Linked DNA regions of Homo sapiens: region 1 is linked to region 2. Evidence: chromatin loops called from intact Hi-C (ENCODE). Cell type or tissue: B cell. All regions are shown on one strand.

Region 1 (8,000 bases), 370 kb after region 2:
TCAATGAAAAAATTAAGAAAATTAAAAAATTTATTGAAACAAATTAAAATGGAAACACAACATAACAAAACCTATGGGATACAGTGAAAGCAGTACTAACAGGCATGTTTATAGCAATAAGTGCCTACATCAAAAAAGCAGAAAACTTCAAATAAACAATGTAATGATGCATCTTAAAGAACTAGAAAAGTAAAAAACCAAACTCAAAGTTAGTAGAAGGCTGGGAGTGATAGCTCACGCCTGTAATCCCAGCACTTTGGGAGGCTGAGGCAAGTGGATCACCTGAGGTTGGGAGTTCAAGACCAGCTTGGCCAACATGGTGAAACCCTGTCTCTACTAAAAATATAAAAATTAGCCAAGCATTGTGGTGTGTGCCTGTAATCCCAGCTACTCAGGAGGCTGAGGCAAAAGAATCACTTGAACCCAGGAGGCAGAGGTTGCAGTGAGCTGAGATCATGCCACTGTACTCCATCCTGGGCAACAGAGCAAAACTCTGTCAAAAAAAAAAAAAAAAGTAGAAGAAAAGAAATCACAAAAATCAGAGCAGAAATAAATGAAATTAAAATAAAGAACAATGCAAAAAAATTAATAAAATGAAAAGTTGGGTTTTTTGAAAAGATGAATAAAATCAATAAACTTTTAGCCAGATTAAGAGAAAAAGAGAGAAGATCCAATAAATAAAATCAGAGATGAAAAAGGAGATATTACAACTGATACAGTAGAAATTCCAAGGATCAACTATATGTTAATACATTGGGAAACCTAGAAGAAATGGATAAATTCCTAGATATATACCATTTACCAAGATTGAACCATGAAGAAATCTGAAACCTCAATAGACCAATAGCAAGTAAAAAGATCAAAGTCATAATAAAAAGTCTCCTAGCAAAGAAAAACCTGGGACCCAATGGCTTCAATGCTGATTTTTATCAAACATTTAAAGAAGAACTAATACCAATCCTACTCAAGCTGTTCTGAAAAATAGAGGAGGAAAAACTACTTCCAAATTCGTTCTATGAGGCCAGTATTACCCTGACACCAAAACCAAAGACACACCAAAACAAACAAACAAGCAAACCAAAAAACAGAAAACTGTAGGGCAATGTCCCTGATGGATCTTCTCAGCGAAGATCCTCAACGAAAATGCTAGCAAACTGAATTCAACAACACATTAAAAAAATCATTCATCATGACCAAGTGGCATTCATCTTAGGAATGCAAGGATGGCTCAACATACACAAATCAATCAATGTGATACAACCTATCAACAGAATGAAGGACAAAAACCATATGATCATTTTAATTGATGCTGAAAAAGCATGTGATAAAATTCAACATCACTTCATGATAAAAGCCCTCAATAAACTGGGAGTAGATGGAAGATACCTCAACACGATAAAAACCATATTTGACAGGCCCGTAGGTAGTATCATACTGAATAGGAAATACTGAAAACCTTTTCTCTAAGATCTGGAACAATATAAGGATGCCCACTTTAACCACTATTATTCAGTGTAGCACTGGAAGTCTTAGCTAGAGCAATTAGAGAAGAGAAAGATATAAAGAGCATCCAAACTGGAAAAGAAGAACCCAAATTATCCTTGTTTGCAGATGATATAATCTTATATTTGGAAAATCCTTAAGACTCCACCAAAAAAAATTATTAGAATGGATAAACAAATTCAATAAAGTTGTAGGATACAAAATCAACATATAAAACTCAGTAGCATTTTTATATACCAACAGCAAACAATCAGAAAAAGTAAGAAAATAATCCCATTTACAGTAGCTACAAATAAAATAAAATACCTAAGAACAAACTCAACCAAAGAAGTAAAAGATCTCTACAATGAAAACTATAAAACATTGAAGTAAGAAATTAAAGAGGACACACACACAAAAAAAGGAAAGATATTTTATGTTCTTGGATTAGAATAATAATTATTGTTAAAATGTCCATTTTATCCAAAGCAATTTACAGATTATATACAATTCCTATCAAAATACCAAAGACCTTCTTCACAGAAATAGAAAAAATAATCCTAAAATTTGTATGAAACCACAAAAGATCCAGCATAGCCAAAGCTAACCTGAGCAAAAAGAACAAAACTGGAGGAATCACATTACCTAAATTAAAATTATATTGCAGAGCTAAAGTAGCCAAACTAGCATGGTACTGGCATAAAAATAGATACATAGACCAATGGAACAGAATAGAGAACCCAGATATAAATCCATCATCTACAGTGAACTCGTTTTTGACAAAGGTATCAGTAACATATATTGGGGAAAAGATAGTTTCTTCAATAACGGTTCTGGGAAAACTGGATATCCATATGCAGAAGAATGAAACTACACCCCTATCTCTTGCCACATACAAAAATCAAATCAAAATGGATTAAAGGGCCAGGCATAGTGCCTCACGCCTGTAATCCCAGCACTTTGGGCGGCAGAGGCAGGTAGATCACTTGAGGTCAGGAGTTTGAGACCAGCCTGGCCAACATGGTGAAACCCTGTCTCTACTAAAAATACAAAATTAGCTGGGCGTAGTGGGGGGCGCCTGTAATCCCGGCTATTCTGGAGGCTGAGGTGGGAGAATTGCTTGAAGCTCGGAGGCAGAGGTTGCAGTGAGCCAAGATCAGGCCACTGCACTTCAGCCTGGACCACAGAGCGAGACTCTGTCTCAAAAAACAAACAAACAAACAAACACCCCAAGACCCTAGTAGGCACAGACACAAGCGGCTGGATGTTGAGAGGAACACACCGGCGGAGGAGCACACAGGTGGCTGGACATTGAGAGGAACAGAGGAGCAGAAGAGCACACCGACAGGCACCAGCGGACGCTGCCAGGTCACCGACAAGCAGCACGATGTGTAGACCGAGGGGAATTTGGCCAGGGCAGTCAGTGGAGAGTCTGGCTGCTGAGCGGCCGGACTCCAGGGGAAAACCACCTTTCCACTCCATTCCCTTTCTGGCTCCCCATCCATCTGTTGAGAGCCACTTCCACCAATCAATAAAACCTTGCACTCATTCTCCAAGCCCACTGTGTGATCCGATTTTTCCGGTACACCAAGGCCAGAACCCCAGGAAACAGAAAGCCCTCTGTCCTTGCGGTAAGACAGAGGGTCTAACTGAGCTGATTGACGCAAGCCGCCTATACACAGCAAAACTGAAAGAGCACCCTGTAACACACGCCTACTGGGGCTTTGCTTCAGCAGCTGTAAGCATTCACCCCTAGACGCTGCGGTGAGTTCGGAGCCCACGTGCCCCACAACCTGCCCGTCTGCATGCTCCCCCTAGAGGTTTGAGCAGCGGAGCACCAAAGAAGCAAGCCACACCCCCATTGTTACCGGTAGAAGGTGTCCAGGTTCTTGGCGTCTTGAACAAAGAATTGGACAAAACGCACAAAGCAAGGAAGGAATGAAGGGATTTACTGAAAATGAAAGTATACTCCACAGTGTGGGAGTGGGCCGAGCACAGGGGCTCAAAGACCCCGTTACAAATTTTTTGGGAGTTTAAATATCCCTTAGAGGATTCCATTGGTTACTTAGAGTACGCCCTGTGTAAATGAAGAGGATGAAGTAAGGTTACAAAGTCGTTTATGGTGTACACCCTATGGAGAGGATATTTCCTGTTATAGCCGAAGTGCGAATCGGCCTTATGTTCCCTACCTCCAGACCCTATTTTCCTGCCTCACCATCGCATGCCCTGCAAGGGGGATAAGGAAACTATTACCATTTCAGTATCAAGGAAATGAAACTTACCAGATCGTCACATCTGGACAATGAGACACCAGATCCCTCACCCACCATGATTCCCTAAACGACCACCTGATTCCTGTTGACCAACTCCTCTTCCTTACCCCTCCCTAATTCCTGATTTCCTGCAAGTAGTCACATTTCTTTCTTGCTATGTAAACCCTTGATTCTAGTTGGTTGGGGAGACAGATTTGAGACTGATCTCCTCGGCTGCAGCACCAGATTAAAGCCTTCCTCCCTGGCAATTCTCATTGTTTCAGTGATTGGCATTCTGTGCCAGGAGCAGCTGGATCTAGACGGAACCCCTGGCCTTTTAGTAACACATGTGGATCTGGCCCTGCCCGCCTCCCCGCTGTCTGTACTGATCTGAGTACATTCAAGTACCTGCGCATGCCCAGAACGCACCAAGCATTCTGTCCTCTGGCAGCCTCCTTCGGACCATCCAGATGTCACCTCCTTCAGGAAGCCCTCCCTGGTGGCCCCGCCCTTTGGGAGCACAAAACCCTTTATGCTCCCAAAGCCCAACGCCTTTATCATGTGCTGATGCTACTCTGCTTCTTCGCTGGCCCGGCAGGCCGGTGCACACTTTGTAGGAGCGGGCTTTGTCATAATCTTCTTTGTAGCCCCAGCCCTAGCTCAGCAGCGGAGCCCCTCAAACCTCGGGAACTCCTCCCTGCAAAGGAGCCAGGACGCCCTCCCTCAGGCTGCCTTTAACCAGGGCAGGGTGACAAAGGACCTCCACAGAGTAGGCGGTCACTGCCTTAGCAGTGAGGCCTCAGGGCCCGGGCAGGCACAGCCAGCGGGACTCGAAGCAGGCTGGCGCCGAGGCTCGTGTAGCCGCCTCACAGCTGCAGGCGGACTGTAAGTGCGCGCGCGGTCGCCATGGCAGCGCAGCCGCCGCGGCCAGTGGGTGAGAGGAGCATGGGGAGCTCCCGGGAGGCCGCCCGTGCGCCGGCCAGGTCCCCGGCTTGGGCCTCCACTCAGGCCAGTACTCCGGGCGCGGCCCTGGCGGTCCAGCGCGGTAAGAAGTAGGGAGCACGTCTGCGCGGCCTGGCCCAGACAAAACGCGCGAGGGGCGCCGGGGTCGCACGGCAGGAGTCCTCCCAGCAGCCCGCCAGCCCAAGGCGTCGAGGCGGGAGGGGGGCCCCTGGGAACCCCAGCTGTGGCCAGAGGTTTGGGGCGCCCAGAAACGAGGGCAGGAGAAGAGTCCCCGGTCGCCCTTTGCGACCGGGGGCAGGAGAGGAGTCCACGGAGAGGAGTTCCCGTGGGTCCGCCCTTTGCGCGATAGGTTGTGCAGATGGTGTCTGTCGCCGTGCTCTCAGGGTCTCCGGGAGGGGGTGGCGGGGGGGCTCTTCTCAGCCCCCTTTTTGTGAAAGTCCCAGAGAGCAGGTCACAGGGGGGCATGAGGGTCTTGATACTGTTTCTGACTTTGCACCTCTGTACTATCTCCGTTTTAAATATTTCTGCGCCCATGATTAGCAAGTTAAGCACCTACCCTGAACGGCCACCCCCTACCCGCCATTTCCGTTTTATATGCTGGTTTTAAAGTCTGTTTGTGGATACGGAACTGTGTTCGGAGGCTGGCTTAATAATACTGCATCCAGGAGATGGGCAGTGTTAGGCTCTGCCTTTAGCATGAGAGGAAATTTAAGCTGGCATAACAACTTGTTCAAATGTACACACTGCGGATTCTGGATAGGGCACCCACGTTCTGACTCATGCTTATCGCTTAGATTTCCCAGTGCTTGGCTAAGTATAGAAAAGCATGTTTTGGAGGGATCTACCTCCTAAGTAAGTCCTCTCTCTGGAAATTGTTAAAACGTGGCTGCCAGAGGCGTGGATGAAAAAATGAAATTTGGGTTAGGTTCTTGACATTTTCCTGCGTAGCTGGGTTATTTCCTAGTTTTTGCTTTACAATTTGAAGGCTATTTTCCTTCTAATATGAATACAATATAGGAAATAAATTCATTGGTGCCACAAAATCCTGGCATACAAAATACGTAGGTGAATTTTAAATCAAAGGAAGGGTAGCAGAAACTTTTAAATACTGTAAATCTCTGGCTAGCTTGTTAAATAAGAATATTTCCATAACTTTGTTTAGCTGTATTTAGCTCGTAGTCTAAGATTCCTTCATGCCTTCGCGAAAATGAATTGTAGTCTGACACATTTCTGTGCCCTCGGAGATTCTCAGGGCAATTTTTCTCTTAATACCAAGGAAGACAGTAGGGAAGAAAGAAGCCCAGTGGGAGCCCAGCTCCAACTTCTATTTGGGATCTACTTGCTTTGTTTCCTGGGGAGGACGCTAAAGCAGCATTTTCTAGATTGCATTCCAAGTGAGGTTTTTGTTTTGTTTTGTTTTTGAGATGGAGTCTCCTCTGTCGCCCAGGCTGGAGTGCAGTGGCGCGATCTCTGCCCACTGCAACCTTGTAACCTCCACCTCCCGCATTCAAGCGATTCTGTCGCCTCAGCCTCCGAAGTAGCTGGGACTACAGGCATGCGCCACCACACCAGCTAATTTTTGTATTTTTGGTAGAGATAGGGTTTCACCATATTGGCCAGGCTGGTCTCGAACTCCTGGCCTCAAGTGATCCGCTCGCCTCGGCCTCCCAAAGTGCTGGGATTACAGGCGTAAGCCACCGCACCCGGCCGGAAATGCAGCATTCTTATCCTCCCTATTCTCAAGCTTAACAGTTTGCAGAGTGTGCACGTTTTAAATGCCCTGAGAAGTGTTGTGTCTGTGTATAGTTTTGTTTATTTTAGTACTTCTCAGACTTACTTGATAATAAGACCTATTCTATTTGGAACACCTTTGATCATCCTGTAGAACATGCATATTCCACAAAATACAGTTTGGGAAATATTGTGCTACAATATCATTTAAATACATGAAAATTTTCTAAAATAGGTGAAGCTTTTTTTAATACGTACATCTATCCACATGACAGAAATTATGCTATTTAAATTTTTCAGAGAATATCTAGTGACATGGGAAAACTGCTTACAATATAATGTTAATTTAAAAAACAGCATATAAAGTTATATCCAAAGATTCCAATTTTGTTTAAAAAATACTTAATATGCATATAAAAGAAAAACTATAGGAAGTATGTATGCCTAGACCTCAATTGTGGTTGTTCTTTGGCAGTGGGATTGCAGATTAACATGTATTTTTTTTTAATGTTAGAAATTTCCGGTCGGGCTCAGTGGCTCACCTGTAATCCCAGCACTTTGGGAGGCTGAGGCAGGCTGATCACTTGAGGTCAGGAGTTTGAGACCAGCCTGGCCAACATGGTGAAACCCCGTCTTTATAGCTGGGTGTGGTGGTGTGTGCCTGTAGTCCCAGCTACTCGGGAGGCTGAGGCAGGAGAATCGCTTGAACCCGGGAGGCAGAGGTTGCAGTGAGCCGAGATTGCGCTCCTGCTCTCCAGCTTGGGTGGCAGATCAAGAACCTATCTCAAAAAAAAAAAAAAAAGAAATTTCCAAATTGTCTGGAATAAGTATATTAAATTTATTTTTAAAAAGGTTATTAAAAACTATAAGAAAATTTTGTTTGCTTTCATCTGAAATGTAATGTTCCTCATGTTAAATCTCGTTCTGCAGATCCGTTTAGCAAACTCATTATTCTTCAGAGTGCAAAGGACACTCAGTAAACAACATTTCTGAGATGTAGAGACTTAGAAGAGAAGCCAGCTCCTAAAAAGCTAGGCTGGTTGAGCAATGAGATCTCTGTGCACAAATTTTTAAAAGACATCCACAAAAGGTAGATGTATAGAAAACAAAGACAGTGGCCTGTACTTCTAAGAAAAGTAACAGCATAACTTCCACCCCAGAAGATGTAGGCCTTGCAGAAGATGCTTTTGAGGTATTACTGAGAACAGCAAGGTCATTAAGGAAATCTGCATGTATAACAGAAAGGAGATCTCAACTCCTGCTTTGTGTCTGTCTTCTTAAGAACTTAGGGAAAAGTCACCTTTAGAAAGAGGAAATGGAAGGCTGGGTAGGAGAAGAGCTTCTGTGAGCCAGGCCTCGATTTGGTATGAAGAAATGACAGTTACATTCAAACTTGGGATGGTGTAGAGGGTATCCAAGAAGCTTGTGGGAGTAGGTGCTTTATCAGATCCCTTTTGAGTTAGGTTATTAGATAAAATTGTTTTTATGTGAAGCTATTTTAAGAAACCTTTTCCTCTCGTGGATGCTGAGATACTGAGTTGAAAAAAAAAAAAAAAAAAAAGAAACCTTGAG
Region 2 (8,000 bases):
CCCCCCTGGCTTTTTTTTTTTAGATGGAGTCTCGCTCTGTTGCCCAGGCTGGAGTGCAATGGCGTGATCTCAGCTCACTGCAACCTCTGCCTCCTGGGTTCGAGTGATTATCCTGCCTCAGCCTCCCCGAGTAGCTGGGATTACAGGCGCCTGCCACCATGCCCAGCTAATTTTTGTAGTTTTAGTAGAGACCGGGTTTTACCATGCTGGCCAGGCTGGTCTCGAACTCCTGACCTCAGGCGATCCGCCCATCTTGGCCTCCCAAAGTGCTGGGATTACAGGCATGAGCCACCGTGACCGGACATATATTCTCATTTTTAAAGGCAATCTGTACGAGGTAACACTAGGGATATAGGACCTAGATGTTCAAGTGAAAGGAGGATAAAAAAAGAACAATTTTGGCCTATGTATTCCAAATACATCTTTGATTTATGCATTTTCCATGTTTAGGCCTAAGACTGTGCTTTCTTCACTTTTGTTTCTCTAAACAAAATAGTTTCAGCAATACCAATGTATAGTTGATTCTTGAAAGTTTTGTGTTTTTTTTTTTTTTTTTTAGACGGAGTCTCGCTTTATTGGCAGGCTGGAGGGCAGTGGCACCATCCCCGCTCACCACAACCTCCATCTCCTGGGTTCAAGCAATCATCGTGCCTCAGCCTCCGGAGTAGCTGGGATTACAGGCACACGCCACTACCGCCCGGCTAATTTTTGTATTTTTTGTAGAGATGGGGTTTCACCATATTGGCCAGGCTGGTCTTGAACTCCTGACGTTTGGTGATCCACCCGCCTTGGCCTCCCAAAGTGCTGGGATTACAGGCATGAGCCACCGCGCCCGGCCGATTCTTGGAAGTTTAATAAAAGGCCGGGTGCAATGGCTCACGCCTGTAATCCTAGCACTTTGAGAGGCTGAGGCCAGTGGATCACCTGATGTCAGGAGTGCAAGACCAGCCTGGCCAACATGGTGAAACCCCGTCTCTACCAAAAATATAGAAAAAGTTTGCTGGGTGTGGTGGCACGTGCCCGTAATCCCAGCTACTCGGAAGGCCGAGGCAGGAGAATCGCTTGAATCCGGGAGGCGGAGGTTGTGGTGAGCCGAGATCTCATCATTGCACTCCAACCCGGGCGACAGAGTAATACTCCGTCTCAATTTAAAAAAAAAAAGTTTAATAACAATGATATATGAGCAAGTCAGAATGAAAGAAAAAGCAGTAATATTTTAAAGCATCTACAAGGACTTTTTATTTTCTTTTGAGATGGAGTCTCAGTCTCTTTCCCAGGCTGTAATGAAGTGGCACTGTCTCCCTGCAACCTCCATCTCCCAGGTTCAGGCGATTCTCCTGCCTCAGCCTCTGGAGTAGCTGGGATTATAGGCAGGTGCCACTACACCCGGCTAATTCTTGTATTTTTAGTAGAGACAGGGTTTCACCATGTTGGCCAGGCTGGTCTTGAACTCCTGACCTCAGGTTATCCGCCTTCCTCGGCCCCCCAAATTGCTGGTATAACAGGAGTGAGCCTCTGTGCCTGGTCTACAGGGACTTTTAAAAGGAGACTTTCTCAATGAATTCTAGAAGTAGTAGTAGATAGTACTGCTATTAGGTAGACAAGGTAAAAAAAAAAGATGTTATCAGATGGGAAAAGTGGGCAAAGGGACAATTTAAGCTCACATAGATGGGAAGTGTTCTTTTCCCTTCCTTAGGCACATCCTGGCATATAGGATTTCTAAGACTAAGTATACTTTTCATCAGACCATATTACACTTCCGGATGGATTTATATCAATACTTCATTCTCAGTTCTTGAAATTATTGTGACTCCATCACCTCACAAAATGCAAAAAGAGACATTGTTTATGGTTCGTATGCTTTTTTTTTCCTGTAAAGGGAGGTAAAGATTTATTATACACCTTGAACTTTAAACTTTCCAAAGCACTTAATAGATCTGTTTCAGAACACTTTTTCCTCAGCCTCCTGAGTAGCTGGGATGACAGGTGCGCGCCACGACATCCGGATAATTTTTGTATTTTTTGTAGAGATGGGATTTCCCCATGTTGCCCAGGGTGGTCTCAAACTCCCGGGCTCAAGCAATCCTCCCAACTTCACTTCCCAAAGTGCTGGTATTATGAGGGTGAGCCATCGTCCCGGTCTTCAGAACACATTATATTGTATGCAAATGTCTATAAAACCCGCTCCGCTACTTCTTGGAAGACAAGGACTCATCTTTATTATTTCATATTTATATTTAAATGTGTTATTTTACTTATCTTTATATGTTTGTCTCACACACCTGAGTTGTTGGCATTTAGCAGACTACACTAGCAAACTGGTGGCTGTTCCTGCTTGTTCCTTGTGGTGTTCAAGTTTGCAATTCCTACTAAGCGCTCAGCAAATTCATACTGAAGACATGAATGATATGCCTAGGGTAGTCAGGATGATTCCTTAACCACTCATTCACTGGCATCTGAACACTATCTTTCAGCTGGAGAGAGGTACTGCTGGTTGGGACCCTCAAGCCCCAAAGCTCCCAGGCAACAAGCCCTGCAGCCAGCCCTGAATTTCCTTTCTCCCTGAGACCTCAGCCTCTAATCCTCGTGGGTATTTTCTTTGAAACCACTCTGCAGTTTGCATAGGCTTTGGTATATTTTAGATATTCTTCAAAATTATTATTATTATTATTATTATTGTTGGGCTTTTTTTTGGTAGAGTCAGGGTCTCACTTTATTGTCAAGGCTGGTCCTGAACTCCTCGCTTCAAGAGATCCTCCTCAACCTCCCAGAGTGCTGGGATTACAGGTGAGCCACCGCGCCCATATTCTTTAAATTTTAAATTTAACAATCTAAGATAACTTTTTATATCTTTATTACAGATATCTCCCCAAGAGGAAGATCCTGGAGGAGAGAAAGAGAGGGGTTTGGAGAGGAGACACTGGTTATCTTAGTGGGGGAAATCTGGTCACTTTCCAGAAAGAGCAATTCCTATGGTGGGCGGGGGCGATTGGAAGCTGAGGACGCCACGTGACCTCTGGCTCCGGGGGCTGAGCCGACCCCGCCTCTCCGCCCGCCGCCGGGGGGCGCATGCGCAGCCCATGTTAGTGATGGAGGAGAGAAGATGGCGGAAGCGGAGTGAGTGACTAGATGGTGACTGATGTCGTAACTAGGGGGGGCGAGTTGGGGCAGCGACACGTTCCCCCAGGGGAAAGCTCAGGGCTCTTTTGCGGGCAGTGTGGGGAAAGAGAGACTCGAGACCCGTCCTATCGTGGAGGAGCCGGCTAGGCCCGTGTCGCGGGGCGAAGACGAACTCTAGGGTCCAGTTACCCTCCAGGCAGGAGCGCCCCTTCCGCCATCAGGTCCCGGATCTGCGCGGCCCTGCGCGCAGGGTCACCCTTGGGACTCCGGGAGCTGGGGTTTTCCGGGGAACGAGCCCGGGTGGGCTCCTCAGGCGCTGTCATTCCTGCAAGTGGGCCCCGCGGGCAGCCTTGTTACGGCTGCCTGCGCAGGGGCCCGCGGAGGCTGGGTAGGGCAGGGCGGGCACTGCCAGGCCTCCTTCGCCTTCTTCTCCTTCCCGCCCCGGCGCCACCCCACTCCTCCTCAGCGGGAGAATCCGACACGCGGGGCTGCCCGCTTCCCTCGTGCCGGAGGCATCCCGGCGTGGGCCTGAGAGCGGCGGGGGCTGCTTGCAGGTCTGGTGAGGCTGAAAACACCCTGAAAGAAAGGTCTTTCCCTCGATTCTCTGGGTGCAGCGTTGCTGCCTCACACGCGGGCCACATTCTTGTGTGTCGGTGTGACGGTATGTTTAGTTAACGACTCCAGAACTTACTGTTTCCTGGGTAGGCCTCTTGTGCACCAGAACTGCTGGCTGTATTTTGCAGGTATTAGTATGCCTAGACGGTGGAGTTACCAAAGTTGTTCTTTTGTGCCAGGCCTCGAAATGCAGTGCGATGGTTTGGCCAGTTCCGCTCAACCGATGTTTAGACTTATGCCGAGAATTTGGATTCTCTGTGACCATTTTTGGTTAGGAGTTAGAACTGTTTACCATACTGTTTGGATTGGAGGGCATAGTTGAGCAGATTAACACTTTTAAAAAACCAGAACTTAAGCTGGCCTTTTGCATGTCACTGGTACACGATACGGTAGTAGTATGACAGGCAGCAGTTCGGTAAAAAGTTTACCTTACCTACCACTAATACTGTATAATGTTGAACAGTTACCATATGATGCTGTGATTTGATTGGAAGGCAGTTTGGAAAAAAAAAAAAAAAACAGAAGCATAAAAATGTATGAATTATTTACTAATCCAAAAAGTAAGTGAGGAGTCAGCTTTCTTCCTGACGGTTTTCCTTTCACTTTTCCTCTTATTTTCTTTTTCTTTCTTTGTGACAGCGTCTCTCACTCTTATCTCCCAGGCTGGAGTGCAGTGGCACGATCATAGCTCACTGCAGCCTGGCCCTCTTGGGCTCAAGCGATTTCCCCACCTTAGCCTCTCAAGTTGCTGGGACCACAGTCCTGTGCCACCAGGCCTGGCTAATTTTTTATTTTTCATTTGTAGAGACAGGGTTTCCCTATGTTGCCCAGGCTGGCTTTGAACGCCTAAGCTCAAGCAGTCCTCCCCCTGAGTGGTAGGATGACAGGTGTGAACCGCCACTCAAGGCCCCCACTTTTCCTTTTTTTTTTTTTTTGTTCGGTTTTTTTTTACATTTGGTTCCTCAGAGAATATAAATACTGTTTACATACGTAATATAGAACAAAGAAAATTTGTACTTAAAAAAGCAACGCTATGGTAATAGTGTATGTGTACCAATTAGTGCCAGATTCATTTGTTTTTTCATGGAATAGAAAGTGTTCTTACATTTTTATCAGTGCTGCTAATGTGGGGTGGGTGGGATTTAGTTTCTCAGAAGAAAAGACCGATAAGAAAAGGGAGATAAAACCAGTATAATCTCTTGTGTGCTTTTCACCTTCGAGGTACATTTCTGGCCCGACAAAAACTACTGCTCTTCTGGTTTCTAACAATATGGAGGTCCTTAGAATTGACTTAAAGTGTTTGAATTTATTCAAATACAGATTCTGTATTTAGTGGAATTTTGTACCACAACAAGTAAGATTATAGTATTGGAGGGAAGAAAGTCTGGTATAAAAGTGTACTTTACTGTCCATACATGAGGAAGTGACATAATTTATGTTTTCAAAATCTGGAGTAATTCTTTGTGAAAAAGATTTTGTAAGGGTATGGGAAGTTGCTGTTTGCTGCTTCTCTGTGTTCTCACAGCAATCTGCTAATAAGTATAACTCAGCTATTAGAAGTAGTAAGGACAGCGTTGTAGACTGATTAGGGGAAAAGCCAGTGTGAGTTAAAAAAATTACTTTTTAACATTTTTTAAAAAGAACTTATTTTTAAGCAAAGTTTATATGGTAAACTAAACTAAGCTAGTTAACATGAGTCCCTAGGCATTCTGTTCTAATGTATAGGTAAGAATGACTTTAGTTTGTAATTAGTGTGGTCAAAAGAATGTAAAGAAATGTTTTAAAATACTCTGATACTGCTTAAATTTTTATTTTCCTAGGTAGTTTAGTATTCTCTCATTACCTGTTTTGGTTTAAAAAAAATCTTTCGGTAATGCAAAGATAAACTTTTGGCTATGCGTTATCTGAGTTACGTATTCTGAATCATTTGAATTCAAATGTAGTAGGTATTAACTATTAAATATGCTCCATATATGTGAAGTATTTTTCCCTTCTAAGTGCTTATAGTGACTGTGTGTTGGCTGTCTTTTATGAGAGCCTTCCTAGCAGTTTAGATTACTGCTGATTATTTCTTTGGAATGAATATTCTTTAAAGCTCATAAGATAATGCTTTTACCAATACAAACACTTTGTGTGACCTGCCAGATTTAAGGACCATAGTACAGCTATGGATACTGAACCAAACCCGGGAACATCTTCTGTGTCAACAACAACCAGCAGTACCACCACCACCACCATCACCACTTCCTCCTCTCGAATGCAGCAGCCACAGATCTCTGTCTACAGTGGTTCAGACCGACATGCTGTACAGGTATTTCAGCTGTAGTGATGGGTAGTCTAAGACTTAAGATGTCATATTACTTTTTGCTTAAGCTGGATTTATGTATTGTTTCATATTCTCAAATGTACAGTTAGAATTACTAATGTTTCAATCAACTGTCTCAATCCATTTTGTGTGGCTATAGCAGAATACCAAGACTGTGTAATTGTAAAGAAAAGAAACTTATTTCTTACATTTCTGGAAGCTGGGAAGTCTAATATGAAGGAGCTGGCATCTCACGAGGGCCGTCTTATTGCCTCATTCCGTGGTGGAAGACTAGAGAGCAAGATACCAAATTTGCAGCCTCAAGCCCTTTTAAAATTTCCTTTAGTCGGCCGGGCGCGGTGGCTCACGCCTGTAATCCCAGCACTTTGGGAGGCCGAGGCGGGCGGATCACGAGGTCAGGAGATCGAGACCACGGTGAAACCCCGTCTCTACTAAAAATACAAAAAATTAGCCGGGCGCAGTGGCGGGCGCCTGTAGTCCCAGCTACTCGGGAGGCTGAGGCAGGAGAATGGCGTGAACCCGGAAGGCGGAGCTTGCAGTGAGCGGAGATCGCGCCACAGCACTCCCGCCTGAGCGACAGAACGAGACTCCGTCTCAAAAAAAAAAAAAAAAAAAAATTTTCCTTTAGTCTATTCATGTGGGCGGAGTCCTTATGGCCTAATCACCCTTCAGGGGTCCTACCTCTTAACACTGTTGCATTGGAGATTAAGTTTCCAACACATACTTAATTGGGGGACACATTTAACCACAGCAACAGCCAACAAAGTTAATTAATAATCATACTATTGGCTAGGCGTGGTGGCTCACGCCTGTAATCCCAACACTGTGGGAGACCAAGGCAGGGAGATAGCTTGAGCTTAGGAGTTGGAGACTGGCTGGGACAACATGTTGAAACCCCATCTCTACAAAAAATACAAAAATCAGCAGGGCATGGTGGCATGTGCCAGTGGTCCCAGCTACTCAGGAGGCTGAGGTGGGAGGATTGCTTGAGCCCAGGAGGTCAAGGCTGCAATGAGCTGTGATCGCACCACTGTACTCCAGTCTAGGTGACAGAGTGAGACCCTGTCTCAAAAAAAAAAAAAAAAAAAAAATGCTGGGCGTGGTGGCTCACACTTCTAATCCCAGCGCTTTGGGAGACCAAGGCTGGCGGATCACTTGAGGTCAGGTGTTTGAGACCAGCCTGATCAACATGGTGAAACCCCGTCTCTACTAAGAATACAAAAATTAGCCAGGCATGGTAATGCATACCTGTAATCCCAGCTACTTGGGAGGCTGAGGCAGGAGTATCACTTGAACCCTGGCGGCAGAGGTTGCAGTGAGCCAAGATAGCGCCACTGCACTCCAGCCTGGGCAAAAAGAGTGAGACTCCATCTCAAAATATATATATATAGTATTGAGAGGGCTTACATTTGTCAGCATGTAGTTTATAGGATTATGTGTAAAGAAAATTATAAGGGGAAAGTCTCTAGGTGCTGCTACAGTATGAAGGCATTCAACCTAGAGCCCCAACATACAGAATGGTTGTAGCTTTATTTTATATTGGAACTCAAAATATAGACTTAGGGAGATCTGTTCAGGTATGTAGATATGTTACGAAGTTTATATTAAACCCAGGTGGCCTAAGAACCCTAAGCAGGAGGATCCATTCTAAATACCTTAGGGGCAGAGGGGGAAGGGAATATTGAACTAGGAAGTCACTTAGTTGAGAAAGTAAAGTTTACTTAGTTAACATTTATGATAATGGAGGTTGGGGCAATATGGTATTATATAAAAAGGGCATGGACCTTCCACTCTATTATACTTTGTTTGAATTCCATTTTCATTATCTTTAGGAGCTATATAGCCTTGGGTATGAGACATAATCCCCTTGAGCCTCAGAAAACTAAAATGAGGGTGAGACTACTTCTTTCATTAATTACTCTGAGGATTAAATGAAGTA

What was found. A loop is a pair of places that touch in the nucleus more often than their neighbours do. Peaks named below come from ENCODE experiments on the same cell type or tissue, not always from the same donor. Only the 100,000 strongest peaks of a DNase experiment are listed, where the experiment ranks them.
Region 1: it touches region 2 in a loop (26-fold over the local background); 4 of 110 quality-filtered maps call a loop at or near these places.

Annotation. Positions count from the first base shown.
Region 1 is chr3:169,809,189-169,817,188 of GRCh38, reverse strand. It overlaps LRRC34 (leucine rich repeat containing 34), which reads left to right and starts at 4,285. Exons shown (of 11, transcript NM_001172779.2): 1 at 4,285-4,779. The coding sequence starts at 4,641. It overlaps LRRIQ4 (leucine rich repeats and IQ motif containing 4), which reads right to left and starts at 4,319. Exons shown (of 6, transcript NM_001080460.3): 1 at 4,143-4,319. RefSeq lists enhancers at 2,681-2,730, 3,021-3,120 and a silencer at 4,611-4,910. In B cell, a CTCF peak has its summit at 3,316; DNase peaks (open chromatin) are centred at 3,228, 4,148, 4,378, 4,618 and 1 weaker place; H3K4me3 peaks cover 3,113 bases; H3K27ac peaks cover 3,297 bases.
Region 2 is chr3:170,176,819-170,184,818 of GRCh38, reverse strand. It overlaps PHC3 (polyhomeotic homolog 3), which reads left to right and starts at 3,086. Exons shown (of 15, transcript NM_024947.4): 1 at 3,086-3,117; 2 at 5,881-6,046. The coding sequence starts at 3,104. RefSeq lists silencers at 2,932-3,071, 3,542-3,621. In B cell, no CTCF peak of the experiment used is centred here; DNase peaks (open chromatin) are centred at 3,108 and 5,978; H3K4me3 peaks cover 3,306 bases; H3K27ac peaks cover 3,447 bases.